Regions from separate parts of the Homo sapiens genome. Here region 2 is linked to region 1. Evidence: chromatin loops called from intact Hi-C (ENCODE). Cell type or tissue: heart left ventricle. All regions are shown on one strand.

Evidence for each region. Peaks named below come from ENCODE experiments on the same cell type or tissue, not always from the same donor. Only the 100,000 strongest peaks of a DNase experiment are listed, where the experiment ranks them.
Region 2: it touches region 1 in a loop (4-fold over the local background); 54 of 110 quality-filtered maps call a loop at or near these places.

The regions. Positions count from the first base shown.
Region 1 is chr12:6,526,442-6,528,941 of GRCh38, forward strand. NCAPD2 (non-SMC condensin I complex subunit D2) reads left to right here. Exons shown (of 32, transcript NM_014865.4): 21 at 7-174; 22 at 450-622; 23 at 1,336-1,447; 24 at 1,527-1,650; 25 at 1,732-1,887; 26 at 2,238-2,415. Among named protein-coding and RNA genes, the nearest start is that of GAPDH-DT, 6.7 kb to the right of the region's middle. In heart left ventricle, no CTCF peak of the experiment used is centred here; no DNase peak of the experiment used is centred here.
Region 2 is chr12:6,340,972-6,343,471 of GRCh38, forward strand. It overlaps TNFRSF1A (TNF receptor superfamily member 1A), which reads right to left and starts at 1,105. Exons shown (of 10, transcript NM_001065.4): 1 at 805-1,105. The coding sequence starts at 843. RefSeq lists an enhancer at 908-1,007. In heart left ventricle, no CTCF peak of the experiment used is centred here; DNase peaks (open chromatin) are centred at 139, 780 and 1,130; H3K4me3 peaks cover 1,904 bases; H3K27ac peaks cover 2,500 bases.

The DNA of each region.
Region 1 (2,500 bases):
CTGCAGGCTTTGTCCACCCAGACCCACTCTGGATCCCATTCAAAGAGGTGGCAGTGACCCTCATTTACCAACTGGCAGAGGGCCCCGAAGTGATCTGTGCCCAGATATTGCAGGGCTGTGCAAAACAGGCCCTGGAGAAGCTAGAAGAGAAGAGAACCAGTCAGGAGGACCCGAGTAAGTGGGCAGGGGTTGACCCACTGCGGCAGCCAGCTTCTGTTCTCCCTGCAGGGCCAGGAGCCACTGCCACCACCACTATCTGCAACAACCCTTAGTGTACACTGTGTCGTTTTTGTCTAAGTTGAAGTTGGGCCAGTTCCCACCCCCAACTCTTACTACTTCACTAGTTTGAATAGCACGTGAGCAAGGGGAAGATCAGTAAAAATCGGATTCAGGTTTGATGGGACTTAAAAATGTCTCTTTGCCCCACCTTCCCTCTCCCTCTCCTCCAGAGGAGTCCCCCGCAATGCTCCCCACTTTCCTGTTGATGAACCTGCTGTCCCTGGCTGGGGATGTGGCTCTGCAGCAGCTGGTCCACTTGGAGCAGGCAGTGAGTGGAGAGCTCTGCCGGCGCCGAGTTCTCCGGGAAGAACAGGAGCACAAGACCAAAGATCCCAAGGAGAAGGTGTGTGAATGTCCTCAGCACTTCCCAGATTTATTTCATACCTCAGCTCAGAACTGAGCTGATCCCCTTCCGGCAATCTCTGCTCCTCTGCTATTACATGAAGCGAAGAGTTTCTGCCTCTCTGTGGCTACTACCGTAGGAAAGGTTCGTGTGAACAATGACGAAACTGTCAGTGATCACCCAGGAAGGAAAGATTTAGGTAAATGCAGAGTGTGGAGTTAGAGACCTCAGCATAAAACAGAGGCTTTGTGTCTGAGGCAGGGTTTGTTAGAACACGCACGTACCCGCCGGCCTTTTCCATCAGCTTCCATTGCTGGCCTGGCCCCGGATGGGGCCCTGTGTTCCCTCCACTAGAGGCAATGATGTCTTGCAGACAAATAAGACACAGAGCCTTGCAGCGCTGGAGAAAAGTCTGACCTCTGTGACTTTGAACCATTGTCTGGCGTGATCCATCTGTTTACCATATATAGGAAACGATGTCTTCCATGAGGAAGAGGTGCAGAAACACGCTTTGGCAACTTAAAACAAATGGGGACCTCATTGTTCCCCTGCTTAATTCAGGAATCCTTTCTCTTTACAGACACATTTGACAATTCTCTAAATGTTTTTGTAGAATTTGCCCTTCCTCACTTTGTTCATGCAAAACAAAGTATGGGCTGGAATCAAAAATGTTGTCTCTGCTTATCCATGATCCCCAATTTCATTCCCTTTAGAATACGAGCTCTGAGACCACCATGGAGGAGGAGCTGGGGCTGGTTGGGGCAACAGCAGATGACACAGAGGCAGAACTAATCCGTGGCATCTGCGAGATGGAACTGTTGGATGGTAAGAAAAATGGCTGCACTCAGCAGTTTCTTCCCAATTAAGATAACCTGTCCCAAACCTGCAGTTACTCTTCCAACAGGCAAACAGACACTGGCTGCCTTTGTTCCACTCTTGCTTAAAGTCTGTAACAACCCAGGCCTCTATAGCAACCCAGACCTCTCTGCAGCTGCTTCACTTGCCCTTGGCAAGTTCTGCATGATCAGGTAGGCCGTGGGGTTGGTACCCCCTTCTCAAGGAAGATGGGGATGAAATGGCTTCCCTAATGATCCTCTTCTTGCTCTTAGTGCCACTTTCTGCGACTCCCAGCTTCGTCTTCTGTTCACCATGCTGGAAAAGTCTCCACTTCCCATTGTCCGGTCTAACCTCATGGTTGCCACTGGGGATCTGGCCATCCGCTTTCCCAATCTGGTGGACCCCTGGACTCCTCATCTGTATGCTCGGTAAGAGACCCCTCACAACGTGGTGGCAGTTCCCAGGAGCCCCGGAGTCTGTTGAGAGTCAGTGTGAGAATCACCAGGGCTCTTCCCCTAGGCTTTGGCATCACCGCGAACATCTGCTTGATACTTGACCTGTACAGGCCCCTGGCTAAGAGTCACCCCAGTGGGACTGACACTTCTGGTTAGAAGCTTCACCTCTTTCCCCCACTCCAGCTTTCAACTCTAGACAGCTTTCTGACTGCTTCTGGAGTGGCAGAGCATGGGATAATTGATTCCTGCTGAGGGCCTTTTCTACCAGTGTTAGGGTGTAGCCCGGAGGTCTCGGTCCCCATGACCCGCAATTCCATTCCTAGTCTCCGGGACCCTGCTCAGCAAGTGCGGAAAACAGCGGGGCTGGTGATGACCCACCTGATCCTCAAGGACATGGTGAAGGTGAAGGGGCAGGTCAGCGAGATGGCGGTGCTGCTCATCGACCCCGAGCCTCAGATTGCTGCCCTGGCCAAGAACTTCTTCAATGAGCTCTCCCACAAGGTGAGAGGCAGAGAGGCACTGAGGGCTGGCTGCAGAGGGAATCTGTAGGTCACCTCATCTCCTTAACATGGCTCTCTCTGTCTTA
Region 2 (2,500 bases), 190 kb before region 1:
TGTGAGAAGCAGCGGGGAGGGGAAGCTGGAGGACAGGCCCAGGGACACTGACCAGGTGGGGGTAGGACTAGCTCCCTGGGAAGGCTCAGTCCCACAGCGGCTACCTGCCTAGCAGCAGGCAAAAGGGTAAAGAATGTCCCCAGGTGAGAGGCCGGGGCTTGGCCAGGGCACTGGGGACACTGTCCACTGGGTTGCCCTGCCCCATCCAGTGTCCCAGCCCATTCTCAAATACCTCCCACCATGAGCATCCCAAACCCACCACACCAGCCCATCCCCACTCCTCAACTCACTCCCCCACTTCACCAGCCGCCAAAATCCTGCCCTACAGGGTGTGCTCCACCAAGTTCCACAGGCAGCCTCGCCTCCCCACGGCCCAACACCCTCCAGGCCAGCCAGCTGACCGGAGGGACAGAATTCAGAACCGTCTGGACTCCCCGAGCACTAATCTTCCTACTCCCACTCCCTTCTTTTCCCCGCCAAATCTGCCCCACCCTGGGCCTATCTCCTGCCCACATTCCCTTGGCCGCCCACAAACTTCCACCGCTGTCAGGGGCCAGGGCTTCCTTTTACTCTCTCCCTTTCAAACTTCTCCCATTCCCCTGCCTCAGCGCAGCCCCTACTCCAAAAGGCGGATGAATGGGGAACCCCACACTGGCAGTGGCTGAGGTTAGGACCTGCAGGCCTGAGGCTGGCGCCAGGACCAGGCCCGGGCAGGAGAGGCTCGGCCCCCTCCCGGAGAGGGCCCACGCCAGCCGGAAGGTGCCTCGCCCACCAGCCCACTCTTCCCTTTGTCCCTGGTCTCACCAGTGGCAGCAGCAGGTCAGGCACGGTGGAGAGGCCCATGCCAGACAGCTATGGCCTCTCACTCCCCCATTTGGGCTCAGGGCAGTGTGGCAGCGGCAGTGCTGGGGCTTCCCGGGACTCGGTCTGTCCAGGACGTCCCAAGTGCCTTGGGGTGACAGTTGAGGGTTGAGACTCGGGCATAGAGATCACGGCCTGGTCCCAGTGATCTTGAACCCCAAAGGCCAGAACTGGAGCCTCAGTCCAGAGAATTCTGAGAAAATTAAAGCAGAGAGGAGGGGAGAGAAGGTGGGAGGGGAAGAGTGAGGCAGTGTTGCAACAGCGGGACAGGAAGAGCTGGAGGAGGAGGCCACAGGAGGCGGGAGGAGGAGGCCCAACGTTCTTTAACTCTTTGTAGTCCAGTCACAAGCACAGGAGTCCCAGATCTGGCTGCCTTGTGCCCCCAACCCACCAATCCGACCACTCCCAACCAAACACCAAGGGGCAATAAGCCCCTTGCCCACATCACTAGCCTTTCCCAGATGGATCACAGCAGTGAAAAGATCCAGAGTCTGGGAGTCAAATTCTCTGGGTTCCAATTCAGAATGCTTAGCTTTTTAGCTAAGAATGTGTCTTGGACACATAAATGAACTTCTCAGACACATAACTGAAACTGTCTGGATCTGTTTTCCAATTTGCAGAGTGGAGATAACCTGTCTCCTGGGGTTCCTGTAAGGATTTGTTCAGATGGGAGAGATATAGATAAGCGTCCGACACATGATAGGTACTCCATGTCCCTTAGTAATCCTCCCCTTTACTCCAGAGTTCTTCACTAGCCTCCTAGTCTCCCTCTTTCTTGGGAATTTACTGATCCAATCCAAAACTCAAAGTAAGTCCCAACCCTCGTTTTCTGCCCTGACTGGGTGCCTGCCATTCCTCACCCCAGGTCTCATCCAGTCTCTGCCTGGCCAGGTCCCCCCACCCTGCCCCACTGTTGATCCTGGCTCTGCCACCAATCATGCGACATCAGGCAACTCCTCTCCTAAGCCTCTGTTGGTTCCTTGTTTATTAAACAGGGGTAACAATGTCTGCCCACCTACATGGGGAAAGTGATGCCATGAGAATCAATGAGACGTATCCACGAAGCTGCCGTGGAAATAAAGATACCTCCATCAGGTGTTCCTAGCATATTCCCAGTGCCCTTTTCCTAAATATTCCAATACATCAATTATAACTCACCTTACAGATCATCGACTACAACCCCCTAGGTTTTTTTATTTCTTCGTTTGCTTGTTTTTCATTTTTGTTTTTGTTTTGAGGGTCCGCTCCGTTTCCCAGGCTGGAGTGCAGTGGTACCATCGCAGCTCACTGCAGCCTCGACCTCCCAGGTTCAAGTAATCCTCCCACCTCAGCCTCCCAAGCAGCTGGGACTATAGGTGCATACCACCACGCCTGGGTAATTTTTGTATTTTTTGTAGAGACAGGGTCTCACCATGTTACACAGGCAGGTCTTGAACTCCTGGGCCCAAATGATCTGCCCACCTCAGCCTCCTAAAGTGCTAGGATTACAGGTGTGAGCCACCGTGCCCACCCAACTGCCCGGTTTTATAGAGGAGAAAACTGAGGTCCAGAAACCCAATGTGCCAGGAGGCAGAGCCAACAGAGAACCCCAGACTCCCGACTGCCGGTCCAAGGGCCCCTTTGGCTATGAGAGACACAC